Regions from separate parts of the Homo sapiens genome. Here region 1 is linked to region 2. The links are chromatin contacts, found by Hi-C or POLR2A ChIA-PET in ENCODE. All regions are on one chromosome and are shown on one strand. The core of a region is the stretch at or near the end of the contact, and the rest is flanking DNA. Distances in the headings are between cores, read along the strand shown. Region 1 overlaps ATG13 (autophagy related 13). Region 2 holds the start of LRP4-AS1 (LRP4 antisense RNA 1).

Evidence for each region. Hi-C counts contacts between places; a loop is a spot of excess contacts on that map. ChIA-PET counts read pairs that join two places held with the same protein, here RNA polymerase II (POLR2A). Pooled maps may share reads with other maps.
Region 1: a loop to region 2 is called in a pooled map, with 4 times the contacts of the local background. The contact joins the enhancer-like site here to the promoter of LRP4-AS1 in region 2. A Hi-C loop is called at or near these places in 4 of 50 pooled maps. POLR2A ChIA-PET finds 5 or more read pairs at or near these places in 3 of 52 experiments (PC-9, Panc1 and WTC11).

Annotation. Positions count from the first base shown.
Region 1 is chr11:46,672,364-46,679,423 of GRCh38, reverse strand. ATG13 (autophagy related 13) reads right to left here. Exons shown (of 19, transcript NM_001346311.2): 19 at 4,906-7,060. ARHGAP1 (Rho GTPase activating protein 1) reads left to right here. Exons shown (of 13, transcript NM_004308.5): 12 at 1-59; 13 at 199-2,344. The coding sequence ends at 387. Among named protein-coding and RNA genes, the nearest start is that of ARHGAP1, 25 kb to the left of the region's middle. Within about 2 kb of position 4,068, at least 32 of the 41 ENCODE cell types and tissues checked have a DNase peak (open chromatin) inside an H3K27ac peak, as active enhancers do.
Region 2 is chr11:46,842,859-46,850,183 of GRCh38, reverse strand. It overlaps LRP4-AS1 (LRP4 antisense RNA 1), which reads right to left and starts at 3,773. Exons shown (of 3, transcript NR_038909.1): 1 at 3,685-3,773; 2 at 3,467-3,574. CKAP5 (cytoskeleton associated protein 5) reads left to right here and starts at 3,904. Exons shown (of 44, transcript NM_001008938.4): 1 at 3,904-3,964. RefSeq lists enhancers at 3,510-3,629, 4,084-4,661, 5,720-6,625 and silencers at 3,840-3,919, 4,100-4,249.

The sequences.
Region 1 (7,060 bases), core at 2,819-5,318, 170 kb after region 2:
AGACGCTGCCCGAGGAGAACTACCAGGTGCTTCGTTTCCTGACTGCTTTCCTGGTGCAGGTGAGACCTTGGACTTGGCCTCTGGGGTGAAGGGAGGGGGAAGGAGGAGCTGCCGCCTCCTCTGCGCCCTGGTCATTGTTGCTGGGAGTGGGAGGCAGCATCTGTGGCTTCCTGCTGCAGTCCCTGATTCCCTCCACAGATTTCTGCACACAGTGACCAGAACAAGATGACCAACACTAACCTGGCTGTTGTTTTCGGCCCTAACCTGCTGTGGGCCAAGGATGCGGCCATCACCCTCAAGGCCATTAATCCCATCAACACCTTCACCAAGTTCCTTCTGGATCACCAAGGGGAGCTGTTCCCAAGCCCGGACCCCAGCGGGCTCTGAACCTGGCCCCTGCCCCACCAGCCCCTTCTCTGGTAGCCCGGGTTTGGACTCTTCCTCCTGGCATCAGGGGCCATGAAGCCCCCTGGAGAGAGATGTTGGAGCCACCCATCAGGCATGCTCTCCCCCACCTCTGTCCAGCCCGCCTCACGGCCCTGGCGGCCTCGCTGTTACCAGAAGACGTTTTTCTCTGCCTTACACTTCTCACTGCCTCTCTGGACACCGGGCTTTTGCTGGGCTCTCCAGAGCTGGGCTTGGCTCTTCCAGCTGGAGAAGGACTGAGCCCCAGTAACCCCTTTCCTGCTTTTTCCTGCCTCTGTTTCCCTAGCAAGTGTGGATGAATCAAATGACTGCCGGCTGGGCTGGTAGCAGGGGCCAGTCCTCCCCTCTTGATTGCTGGGAATGAGCAGCTGAGCTCTTTGGTGTGGACACCGCCCCAAGCTGAGGTGCCTCCCTATCTGGTAGGCTGCCCTGCTTTGCAGAAGCCCCACTGCATGAAGGCCTGAGTGCAAGCACCCTTGCTCCTGTACTGCCCCCAGCAGCGCAGTCTGGGGTATTTCCCCTGCTGAGGAGTGACAGGGCTGGAGACTGTGTCTGCTTTCTGCCTCCTCTTCCACACATCCTGGGTCAGCCTTTCCCAAGTGATACTGCCCCTGGGGTGTCCTAACCCCTTGGTTGTGCAGGGACTGGTAGCTTGGATGACATGGCTCAGAGTCCCAGCATCCACTTGAAACCTCCCTCTCCACCTCCCCGCCCCCGAGAGCTACAGCGTGTGATGGAATCAGTGACCGGCCAGGTTAGCCTCTCCCCTCTTGGCCTCCTTTCCCACACGGGCAGATCATCAGCCTTCATGTTCTTGTGGACCTGTCTGTTACGGAGTCACACTGGCCCCTGCCCCAGCCAGAGGTGACTCAGTGCCTCAGGATCTTATGGCTCCTTCCTCCAGCTGGGGGACTCTTAAAGGGGCTGGGGTAGAGACTAAGAGTGCCCGTAGGAGGGGCAGAGATTGTGCTGATAGGTCAGTCCAGATAGGTGGGTTCTAGCAATTTCCCCAGGGGATTAAGGGGCTCTAGGGCCACCTTTTTTTTTTTTTTTCTGAGATGGAGTCTCGCTCTGTCACCAGGCTGGAGTGCAGTGGCGCGATCTCGGCACACCTCCGCCTTCTGGGTTCAAGCAATTCTCCTGCCTCAGCCTCCTGAGTAGCTGGGACTATAGGTGCATGCCACCATGCCCAGCTAATTTTTGTATTTTTAGTAGAGACGGGGTTTCACCATGTTGGCCAGGATGGTCTCGATCTCCTGACCTCATGATCCACCCACCTCGGCCTCCCAAAGTGCTGGGATTCCAGGCGTGAGCCACTGCACCCGGCCAGCCCTGTTGTCTTTCAAAGAACCTCGGCCCCAGTGATGGCTGATCTCACTCCCACTGTCTCGTAGAATTACACTCCTTCCTGGGGATCCCTCTTCCTGCAGCCTTGTCCTTGGGGAGTACAGGGAAGTACCTGCAGTGACCCTGCCCCCATGACCTTGGCCAGGCAGGATGATTCCAGAGCCCGTACTGTGGGGATCCTCACTGACCAGCCCAGCCCCATCCGCAAGCCAGGCTGGGCCTGGGCATAACTTCGCTGGGCTCTCCCAAGACCATCAGCAGTGCATCCAGCCCCCTGGGGCCTGGGCTGCTGCTGGTTCTTCATCAGTCCCTTGGTCTCTAGCCTCGGCCAGGGCTGCTCTGCTCTCCGCCCTCCTTTGTGTATCAAGTGTCGCTCACAGCCCCATTCACTGGGGAGCCTTTCGGATCTATTTGGTCTTTCTCATGTCCCCCACTGGTCTGTACCCCAGGGAGCGGGTGCTTGTACTGTGTGAATCCAGTGTTCACATTCACACTTAATGACTTCCTTGGCACCAATCATGTATTTCACCGTTTGCACTTTTTGTATTTCAATAAAAATGTTGATGCAAAACTGCTCATCTGGATGTTGGGGAAATGAGTTGGGTGTGGAAGTTGGAAACTGGATGGGAAGTGTGGTGCGGTGGAGGAAGAGGAACAGATGGGGCCTCAGGAAGTCCCCTCCCCAGTCCGTCTGCCGCTTCCTCATCTTGTGCACTCGAGTGGTGATGAGGGCAGCTTCCTGACCAGCTTCTAGGCATGGAGGTGTCCACGGCCACCTTCCCGTTGTTTGTACCCCCAGCATTCCAGCAGGCCACCATGTGCTGCATCCTATGACCAGGGCCTCTCCTGTTTCCCAACTGGAAGGTACCGGAAGTTTGAAGGGATCTTAGATTTATCTAAGGCAAGCAGGGGGAAGAAAAGTGGTGTGGACTGTGATGGACAATGGTGTGGGATCTGGAGTCACACGAGAGTTTGAGTCCTCGTTCCCTCACGTGCCAGCTCTCACCGCTAACAGTCATCATCACTGGCTCACCACCCCTGTGGCTGCTGCTTCATCAGAAGACGGTTCCTTTGAGGATCAGAAATAATGCAGACACCCCAGGCACGTGGCTCACACCTGTAATCCCACCACTTTGGGAGGCAGAGACAGGAGGATTGCTTGAGCCCAGGAGTTCGAGACCAGCCTGGACATAGTTAGATCTCACATAGTAAGATCCTGTCTACCAAAAATAAAATAAAAAAAAATATTAGCCGAGCATGATGGCACATGCCTGTGGTTCCAGCTACTGAGGCGGCTGAGGTGGGAGGATTGCTTGAGCCCTGGAGGTCAAGGTTGCAGTGAGCCGTGACTGCACCACTGCACTCCAGCCTGGGTGACAGAACAAGACCCCACCTCAAAAAAAAAAAAAAAAAAATGTAGACCGTATCTAACACCGCGAGTGTGCAGTGGTCATGGGTGAATGGTGTGATAGCCCCAGCCTCATGCAACAGCAGCTGGGAGAGGGTCCCTCAGCCCGAGTCCTCCCTTCCTGCCCACCCCTCAGCCTGAGGCCAGGCCATTTCCACCTGCCAGGCCCACACGGAGGCTGTGACAGATCCAGTTCTCCTATCCTCTCTTAAGCAAGTTTTGCTTTGCTTTAAAAGTTAAGATGATTATTTACCGCATTTTTTTTTGACAGGTTTGTTGGTGAGAAGGTAGGCCAGAATTTCACCTCCCATAGTGGTCAGGTTCCAGGTGTCTGCTGCTTGCTTGCTAATGGCAATCAGGAGGCTATAGCGGCCCCAGTTGGGCCTGGTTTTTCTCCTCCTTGCTTGTCCGGGCTGGGGGAGCAGGGCCAGAGCTGCAGGATCAGGCTGTGGTTACAGATGGTGATTACAAACATTGGGCCTCAGCCCCAAGAAGCAAGTCCCATTCCACAATGGTGGCCTTCCTCCAGGCACTGGGGGCCTCCTCTCTCTCTGGATCTGCTCAGCTAGAGCTGAGTGGCTGGAATAGAGAGGCAGTGACCCAGGGAAACAGGAGCGAGGAAACTGTTTACTTGGGTTGGGCTCCTGGCAGGGCCTCTGCTGAGTGACTCAAATGCCAATTTACCAAGGCCTTAACAACGATGGCCTCCAGGGGTAGAGTGTAGGGAGATGCTTTAAAGAGGTAGGACACCATTGCTGGGCATGGGGCAACTGAAAACTTTGTTATTGGGGGTTCCTGATTGAAGGGGGAACACCAGAACAGCCTTTTCGTCACTTCTGACTCAGGTATTGGGCAACTGTCCTGGCTGGCCACATGATCAGTGTCACCTGGTTTACTAATAATCAGGAGCTCCTGGCTCCAGGAATAGGCTGGATTTGGACTTTTCTAACCAGCCCTTTTAATCCTGGGCCTAGCTTCAGCCTGAAGGCGGGTGGGGAAGCAACCCAGACAGCAGCTGTCCAGTTCTGTCAGTTCTCTTTTGCCTCTAGAACCATCCCTACCTCCGGGATGTTGTCTCCACCAATCAGCTCCCTCCCCTAACTATGGTCACAAACTAGGAGAATTAGGAGGCGGGGCTGGCCCTGGCCGGGTTGAGAGGCCTGCAGCCCCAGGCCCCAGGAGCCAGACAGGACGCATACCCCGGGGCTCTTCTACTCTTCCTGGCTGCTCAAGCACCGCCAGTCAGATCAAGGCAGCTAACAAACTTGCATGGACCTTTAACTTCCTGCTACTTCTCTTCTGCTTGCTCAGCCACAAATCCCCCAGATGGCTTGGGGAGCCCTGCACTCCCTGCCTTGCACTGTTGTTTTTCCCTCCAGGGTGAGTTGTTATGTAAGAGCAATAAAGAGCTGATAACGGTGGCCTGCATTTTATGGAGATTTTACTATGGGTGTATTTTAAATGCATTCTCCAACTGAATATTCAAATTCAAGCCCCTGATAGGGGACCAGGGAAAGAGAAATACTAAGAAGTTTCCTGACCCAGGAAACCCCAGGGTATACAGCCCCTAAGAGGCCACACCCGACTCAAAACAGGCTTGCCCAGACACTTGAGGTCTTTCTGCGCTTCACAACGCACCACTCTCCCCTTTCCCAGACCTGCACTGGGGCAGGGGTGGGGAAGGGGTTACGAGGTCTTCAGACAACCTACAGGACAGGAGGCTGTAAAGTACAGAAAAAAATTTATTGGAAATCCCTTGAATACATTTTGAAGTGTAGCTCGGTATTTCCAAACAAAGTAGGTTGGAGAGGTTGGAGGAGGAGGAGGGACTCTGACACCTGGAGACAAACAGCTGGTCCCAGCCTGTCCCGGGGGTGCTGCAGGAGTCAGTCTAGGGCTCATTCCTTTCATGGCAGGTCTGAGGGGCAAGGGCTGGCCTTAACAGTTGCTTTACTTCTCCCAAGCTCAGCTCAAAGTCATGGCTGAGACTCTTCACAGATGGAGCCCTGGTGAAAGGCTGCTGCCACCTGTAGATGCCAAAGATTGCTGCCTCAGACAATGGCTAGGCCTTTCCATGCAAGGCCTTGGAAAGAGAGCAGTAGCTGAAATATGGGGGCATCAATAACTTACCAGGGGCCTTCCCCCTTCTCAAAGCTGGGGCCTTGGGGATAAACCTGAGCCTGGGTTCAGCAAGCCACGCATGTGCTCTGGGCCAAAGTCAGGAGGGCCAGTTGGCTGCTACTGCTTCTGCTAACACTTCTTGGTGGCAGCAGCAGCACGCAGAGCTCTGGTCCCCGCCAGAGCCTGCTCCAATCCTCAGAAGTCAGCCTTGTATGTGGGAACAGTGTCACATGCAGTATACTAACAAGCAGCTGAGAACCACCTGCTCCACTGAAGCACAGCTGCTGCCAGTGAATGCCCCAGGTGGGCCAGGAGGAATGGAGTAGACCTAGATCTCCTTGACCAGGACTACCAGCGAGGCTGGGAAAGGACAGATCATAGGTGGGTGAGGCTAGGCACTTGACTTATTCAAGTAACAATACCTGAAGGGTTAAGTCAATCATACGCCCAGCTTTGATTTCTCAACCAGAAGCCAATCCAGCTGGTAAACCCCAGGGCAGTGTAGAGAACCTGGGATTAGAGGGAGATGGTAGCTAGGCCCAAGCAGGAGGAAAAGCTCCACAGGACAGCCCCAGGGATCAGGAACAAGTACCCAGGCAGTTGGGGGACACACACAACATCCCCTAACCACTACATGTGGCCATCACATTTAGCACCCAGGACTTCCTGGGCTGCCAGAATGGAGTCAGTCACTCTGCAGAAACTGTGGGAGATGTAAGGCTCTCACCAGGAATACGCAACTATCCAAGGTAAAGCCTTTAGTCAGTTCCAGTGCAGCCACACTGGGAGGTGACTTTGCCCCCGGCCAGCCCTCTTCTTGGATCTCGCTGTCTGTATGGTGGGAAGATCCTCAAAGCAGCAGCCCGGATTCTCAATAACCTCCGGAGGAGGAGGTCTCCGTCCCAGGAAGAGCCCTCCGCCTTCTCCAAGTGAAAAACAACTCACCTCAAACATATTTCCTCTATAAAATATCTGGTTTCTCTGAAAGTAATAAATATTTACCATGTTCTATAACCAAGGAGCAGCAACGGGGGGACAAGAGGAAGAGAACTTTGCTGTGACTCCAAGTGACAAAATCCTAGAGATTCAGGGTGCCATTTTTATTTCCCATGGAGCTGAGGACCTGAGCACAGGCAGCCACCAGGGCTGCTCAGACCCTCCCGACCTTCAGGGGTGGGAGTGGTTTTGGAGTTCTGATCTTGGGTAGGCAGGCCTGTCATATTGCCAGAAATACAGGCATAGAGGCAAGAGAGAGAAGAAGAGGAGAAGAAGATAGCAGGAAGTAAAGGGGACAATGAAGAGAGCTAAGGGACTCCTTCCTTCTTCCTCCTGGCACTGTCTCCTTCCTCTTTCTGCGACTCCACACCAATCTCTTGGCCACCAGCTGGAATGTCAAACAGTGGATGGTGACAGCAGGCAGGGAAGGGGCCAGCTGCAAGGCAGGCCCAGGCAGGAGGCCGGCAGCAGGAGGAACAGGATGACACCCTTGGGAAGCAGTTGGTGATGGGCAGGGCACACAGATGGCCCTGCTGAGGGCTTTTTCGTACGAAGGTTCTTCCCATCTCCAAGGCCAGCACGTGAGTCTTCTCCAACTGGGCACTGGGCTTGACTGCCGCCACGGAGTCTCCAGGAGGTCCAAGAGTAGGGACTTCTGGGTCCCCATGGGAGAAGCCAGCCTCCCTTCCACCTGGCTCAGAGCAGGATGAGGGGTGGGAGCAGCTGATGCATGGGAGGCTGCTTATGCCCTGGGGCCACAAA
Region 2 (7,325 bases), core at 2,524-5,023:
TGTATATCCTCACCAATTTATCCAAGGTTACCATGACCATATTGCTTTCATTCCTTTCTTCTTCTCCTACATGTGGATCTGTCTTCATTGGCCATCCTTTCACTCTCTCCAATCCCCCAATCTGCAGTCTCATTCACTCTATCAATGTGATTCCCAAATCTATATCATTGATTCTGCATCTATTCTTCCAGCTTCCATCGTGTATTTTCTAGGCCTACTCAGATGATTCCATTAGAATGCCTTATTGGTACCTAAAAGTGAACAGGTTGCAATTTAAATGCCTCACCTTCCCCTTGAGACTGGCTTCTCCTGACTTCCTACTTCCATTGGGCAATCAAATCCTGGAATTCTCTTTGACTCACCTCCCTAAATGGGACCCACCCTTGCCTTTGCACCTAATCTAGTCAGTTGCCAAATCTTTCATTCTTTCTTGAATCTGCTCTCATCCTCTCCACTGCTAACACCTCATATCATACTCCTAGCTGGGTTCCCAACTCTAAACCATTTTAGACAATCAAGCTAATTAATTTTCCTAAAGTACAACTCTGATTTTGCCACCCTCTTGCTCAGGTACCTTTAATAGCCCCCCCATTATCTACTTAATAAAGTACCAATTCCATACCCTGGGATTCAAGATCCTTTAGGAATCATTCCTGGCCGGGCACAGTGGCTCACATGTGTAATCCCAGCATTTTGGGAGGCTGAGGCGGGCGGATGGCCTGAGCTCAGGAGTTTGCGACCAGCCTGGGCAACAAGGTGAAACCCCATCTCTGCTAAAATACAAAAAAATCAGCCAGGTATGGCGGCTTGTGCCTGTAGTCCCAACTACTTGGGAGGCTGAGGCAGGAGAATTGCTTGAACCCAGGAGGTGGAGGTGGCAGTGAGCTGAGATCACGCCACTGCACTCCAGCCTGGGCGACAGGTGAGACTCCGTCTCAAAAAAAAAAGAAAAAGAATTGTTCTTAACCTTCTGTGTCAATCTTGTGTTCCACTACTTCCCAACAAAATTTCAGTCCTAAAATCAACCCCACATGTTCAGTCCCATACATACGATGCACTTTGCTGTTTCTGCGCCCTGACTCACACTTTCCCCACTACTCTCTGCTCCTTCTATGAAAGAAAAAAGAAACACACCACGTTAACAGTAAAAATTCATTTCCCTCCCAAGTCCCACTCCTATTAAGTTTCTTATAATTCCAGGAATGTTCTAACCATTTTCAGGCATGCCCTCAAACACACATACGTTTATAACCATATATAATAAAATCATTCCACAAGTTCTGCAACTTGCCTTTTTTTCAATTAATAAAATTTGTGCATGTTTCTGTTCCAGCACATAGATTAACCGCATTCTTTTTAACAGTTTCATAGTGTTCTATTGAATGGATATGTCATAATTTATGTAAAAGGTTCCCTGTTGATGAACATGTAATTTCCAGATTTTTTATTTTTTTTAGAGACAGCGTCTCACTCTGTCACGCAGGCTGGAGTACAGTGGCGTGATCATAGCTCACTGCAGCCTTGACCTCCCACACTCCAGCAATCCTCCACCTCAGCCTCCCAAAGCACTGGGATTACAGGCATGAGCCACCATGCCTGGCCTCCAGATTTATTTTTTTATTTTATTTTATTTTTATCTTAAGCAGTGCTGGCTGGGCACAGTGGCTCACAGCTATAATCCCAACAGTTTGGGAGGCCGAGGCGGGTGGATCACTTGAGGTCAGGAGTTCAAGACCAGCCTGGCCAACAGGTGAAACCCCGTCTCTACCAAAAATACAAAAAATTAGCTGGGCTTGGTGGCACATGCCTGTAATCCCAGCCACTTGGGAGGCTGAGATAGGAGAATCGCTTGATCCTGGGAGGTGGAGGTTGCAGTGAGCTGAGATGGTGCCATCGCACTCCAGCCTGGGCGAGAGAGCGAGACTTCATCTCAAAAGAAAAAAAAAGAAAAAAAAAAAAGGGCCGGGCACAGTGGCTCACGCCTGTAATCTCGGCACTTTGGGAGGCTGAGGCAGGTGGATGACCTGAAGTCAGGAGTTTGAAACCAGCTTGACCAACATGGTGAAACCCCATCTCTGTTAAAAATACAATAAAAAATAATTAGCCGGGCGTGGTGGCAGGTGCCTGTAATCCCAGCTACTTGGGAGCCTGAGGCAGGAGAATTGCTTGAACCCGGGAGATGGAGGTTGCAGTGAGCCAAGATCACGCCATTGCACTACAGCCCGGGTGACATGAGAGAGACTCTGTCAGAAAAAAAAAAAAAAAAAGCCGGGTGCAGTGGCTCACGCCTGTAATCCCAGCACTTTGGGAGGCCCAGGCGGGAGGATCACGAGGTCAGCAGATCAAGACCAGCCTGGCTAACACAGTGCAACTCCGTCTCTACTAAAACTACAAAAAATTAGCCAGGTGTGATGGCACGTGCCTGTAGTCCCAGCTACTCAGGAGGCTGAGGCAGGAGAATCGCTTGAACACGGGAGGCGGAGGTTGCAGTGAGCTGAGATTGCGCCACTGCACTCCAGCCTGGGCGACAGAGCGAGACTGTCTCAAAAAAAAAAAAAAAAAAAGCAGTATTGCAGTAAACATCCTTGTACATTTTTCTTTGCATACTTGCACAGATCTGTACGATAAATTCCTCATAGTGGATTACTGGGCCAGAACTAGATTATGTACATTTTAGTAACTGTCAAATTGTCCTCCTAAAGGTTTGTACCAATTATACTCTTACCAATATTGACTTTGAGTGTCCATTTTTCCAAATCTCTTTATATTTTTAAAAACAGAGATGGGGTCTTGATAGCAAGACCCAGGTTGGTCTTGAACTCCTGGCCTCAAGCAATCCTCCTGCCTCGGCCTCCCAAAGCGCTAGGATTACAGGCATAAGCCATTGCACCCAGCCTGTTTTTCCAAATCTTGACCAACCAAAGGCTGTTGAACTTTTTCATCTCTGCCAACTTGACAATGAAAAAACATGTAATTGTTTCATTTACTTTTATCCATCCTCTCTCCATCTTTTAGCCTGTTGGGAATCTACACATTCTTTAAATCCTAGGTTAAAAATTCATCTTCCTCACAGATCCTCCCCCATCAAATTTCTCCTGTCTCTAAGCATTTATAGCTTTTCATTTATACAGTTATTACACTGCTTTGAATTTTAGTGACTAGTCTGTATGTTATATTCCTCCAACCACTGTAGATTACAAATTCCTTGGAAGTAAGGACCTGAACTCATTCACAGAAACACTGAATGTAGAGCTAAGCTAAAATTCTGGAGATCATGTTAACCAAGCCTCTCGTTTTTATAAGGGAATATTAAGCATTTGCAGGATGCGTTACAGTTCACAAAGGCTTTTCTCAGACATTCTATTAGTTATATTAACTCCTCCATTAAATTGTAAGGGAAACATCGTTATCCCATTTTACAGATAAGGAAACAACTCCAGAAGATTTACTGAGAAAAGTGATTTACTCAGAACAGTTCCAAGGTCAGAATCCAGCATCCTGGCTTCATTCGCTGTTACTTCCACGACATCTCAGCTGCCTCTGGTTTCCCTCACAGCACTTAGCTTCACAATCTCTAGGGAATGAAATGACCAAAAAAAATTGTCGGGTGTTGACAGCAGCCTGAACATCTGTAATTAAATAAAGCAAACATGCTGACGACCAAGGATGCCCGGGTCTACACACATTCTTTCGCCTTTCTTTCTGGAGTCGGCAGACTTGCCCCCGGCAGCGACCAGCGTCCCCACCCGTGCAGGCGGCGTCTGGTCCAGAGGGAAACACGGCTGCGCGCGGCCCCTTTAAGGCTGCGGGCGGCGCGTGCCCACAGGCCTTTCAAATGGACCAATAAAAGTCCGATGGGCGGTCCGTCGAGGACCAATAAAGAACGAGGACACTGCGGGGTGTGCGGCGGCCCAAGCGGTTTCAAACGGCTTAGAGCAGGCCGCTTGGTTCTGACCCAGCTGAGGTGAGTGGTCGGTGGGCCTGCCCCACCCGCGAGGCCCTCGAGTGCAGGCATCGCGCGCGCAGAGGAGCCCCTGAATCCTGGGCGGCTGGAGGTCTCCAGACGCGCGCCCCACTTGCCCCACGAACCCGGCAGGTCTGAGGCGGCGAAGCGAGCCGGAGGCCGGGGGACCTGCGGCGGGCAGGGCCGGGGGCGTGGGCGCTCGTGTGCGGCGGAGGCCGGGGTTGGGCTCCAGGTGGCCAGAGCGCGCCGCAGCGTGGCGCGGGTGGCAGCGTCCGCGGGGCGCGGGCGGTGCAGGGCCGCGCCTGGCGGCAGCGATTTACCAAGACTAGGGCGGGGGCCCCGAGAGCCGGCCCTGCTAGAGTGCCTCTCGCGTAATTGTCAAGTGAATGAATAAGTAAGCGCCTACGAGGGCTGTGGTGGTTGCGAAGGGCCTTGTCGCCCTGGAGCAAGGACAGCGGCACCGGGGCCTGGCCGCACACCTGTGTCCCTGCTGGCTTGCTGCGATGTGAACGATTCCGATCATCCACCACCCCGCCCTTAACGACTGGCTTTCTCTCTCTCAACGTGTCGGGAGCGTTCTGGTGTCCTTCCAGCCCTGGAGGTGTTGGGGAACCAATACAATAGCCAGCAGTGTGGGTTGGGCCTTGCTACTTTAAGGTCGGGCTCGGTGAACTAGATTCTTACTTTTGAGCTCTCCCCTCTACTTGTAATCGTGGTAATTGTTGAGCAGGATTGAAATGCATTCCGTTGTGTTTCTTGGATAGAAAATGATGAAAGGGTTGTTGCCAGAGTGGCTAGTGTGTGTTAGAAAATATATTCGTGTTGATGAATCTTAACAATGAGTTTTTTATTCAGCATCAATAGAGGTTGAAGTGGTTTTTGCAGAACTTGCCCCAAATTTATGCGTGGCTCTAATTTAATTCTCATGGGACCAAGGCATCAAATCTTGGCCCAGAAATGCTGCCTGTCTTATGCATAATTATAGTAATTGAAAACTCATTTTTAGAAAGGTGAGCTCCTCCTTCCTCCATTTTCATCACCCTGAAAAGTCCTTCTTTTGACCTAAAGAGCCAATAAATTAAGCTAAGAATCTTTTGAAACTTTAAGAAATTGTAGAAGACTTTGACTTCTCTGAAGTGACTGGACAAACTGTAATGCTTTTACCAAATTTAATGATATAGATAAAGGTGAAATCAATTTATTTTGCAACCATAAGTTAAATCTAGTTGGTAAACTCATGTAAAAAAATTTTTAAATAAGATTTTAGGCTGGGCGCGGTGGCTGACGCCTGTAATCCCAACACTTTGGGAGGCCGAGGCGGGCGGATCACGAGGTCAGGAGTTTGAGACCAGTCGGGCCAACATGGTGAAACCCCGTCTCTCTCTCTCTCTCTCTACTAAAAATACAAAAAATGGCTGGGCGTGATGGCGGGCGCCTGTAATCCTAGCTACTCGGGAGGCCGAGGCAAGAGAATCATTTGAACCCGGGAGACAGAGGTTGCAGTGAGCCAAGATCCCGCCATTGCACTCTAGCCTGGGTGACAGAGCGACCCTCTGTCTCAAAAAAAAGAAAAAAAATTTTTTAAAAGGCTGTTCACTGAGGCAATGGCAAGCAAAGGTATTCCGTAACAATTAACATGCCTTTTACTTTATTCTCCATTACTTTAAAGTCTTGATCAGTTTTGAATTATGTTTGAATTATGAACAGTGGGTGTGGTAATTCCATCGCAGTCTTCTACTACTGACAGTTCAGTTTTAGCAGCACCTGTTTTTTTGGTGTTTTTTGTTTGTTTGTTTGTTTGTTTTTTACCTTCACGGTTTATTGTAAAGGATGCTACAAAGCATACAGATGAAGAGAGGCGTAGGGCTTGTAGGTATGGGAGAAGGGTGTGGAGCTCTTATGCTCTCATATGAAGTGTGTTTGAATATACCAACTCTCCTGTAAACTTTTATCTTAATTCCATCAACACTCACTTTCTTTTCCTTTTTTTTTTTTTTTAAGACAGAGTCTTGCTCTTTCGCCCAGGCTAGAGTGCAGTGGTGCGATCTCAGCTGACTGCAACCTCTGCCTCCTGGGTTCAAGCGATTCTGCCACCTCAGCCTCCCAAGTAGCTGGGACTTCTTGTGTGCACCACAATGCCCAGCTAATTTTTTGTATTTTTAGTAGAGACAGGGTTTCACTATGTTGGCCAGGCTGGTCTCGAACTCCTGACCTCAAATGATCCACCCGCCTCAGCTTCCCAAAGTGTTGGGATTACAGGTGTGAGCCACCACACCTGGCTAACCCTCACTTTTCTAACTGTAGCTTCTATTAGGACTTTATCAACAGGTTTTGTTTTTGCAATACTAGGTAGGGGAAGTGTTCCCCAGCCAGACATAATATCCATTCCTAATAAAACACATTTACATATAGGAGACACAGCTTCCAACTTTCATAGTTCTGTCAACACTTACATCTTTGTGTTCTCTCAATTTTTTTTTTTTTTTTTTTTCAATCAGATCTCACTCTTTCGCCCTGGCTGGAGTGCAGTGCTGCTATTATGGGTCACTGCAGCCTCCACCTCCAGGGCTCAGGTGATCCTCCCATCTCAGCCTTCCGGTAGCTGGGACTACAGACGTGCATCACCATGCCTGGCAAATTTTTTTAGTTTTTGTAGCGATGGGGTTTTGCCTTGTTGCCCAGGCTGGTCTCGAACTCCTGGGCTCAAGGGATCCTTTTGTCTCGGCCTCCCAAAATGCTGGGATTACAGGCGTGAACCACTACGCCTGGCCTTCTCTTAATCTAACTGTAGCCCTGTTCGGGGCTTCACCAATGGCTCTTGGTACTACTGTACCTGGGGCTTCCATATGAAGGAGTCCCAGGAATTTCTTTTTGCCACTCCCTGACCATTTTACCTACTTATATACAGAAGGCTTGGGGTCCCCAGCAGGTGGTTGAGCCAAGAGACCCTTGCCCATTTGCCAGTCTTTATCTTGACTCATCTACCTATTGTTTCCACAATTTCAGATCAGATTTCTCATTGTAATCTGCCTCCTGACTTACAATTTCTCCAAACTGGGGTAAATATAGCAAACTTGTTTGGAACCCCTTAATGGTGGGAGACCAGCAGGGTCTCCCTTTGGCTCCCAGGCTAGTCTTGAACTCCTGGGCTCAAGTGATCATCCTGTCTTGGCCTCCCAAAGTGCTGGGATTATAGGCATGAGCCACCACACCCTGCTACCTTACTTCTTTTTTTTTTTTTTTTTTTTTTTTTGAGACGGAGTCTTGCTCTGTCACCCAGGCTGGAGTGCGGTGGCGCGATCTCGGCTCACTGCAAGCTCCGCCTCCCAGGTTCACGCCATTCTCCTGCCTCAGCCTCCCA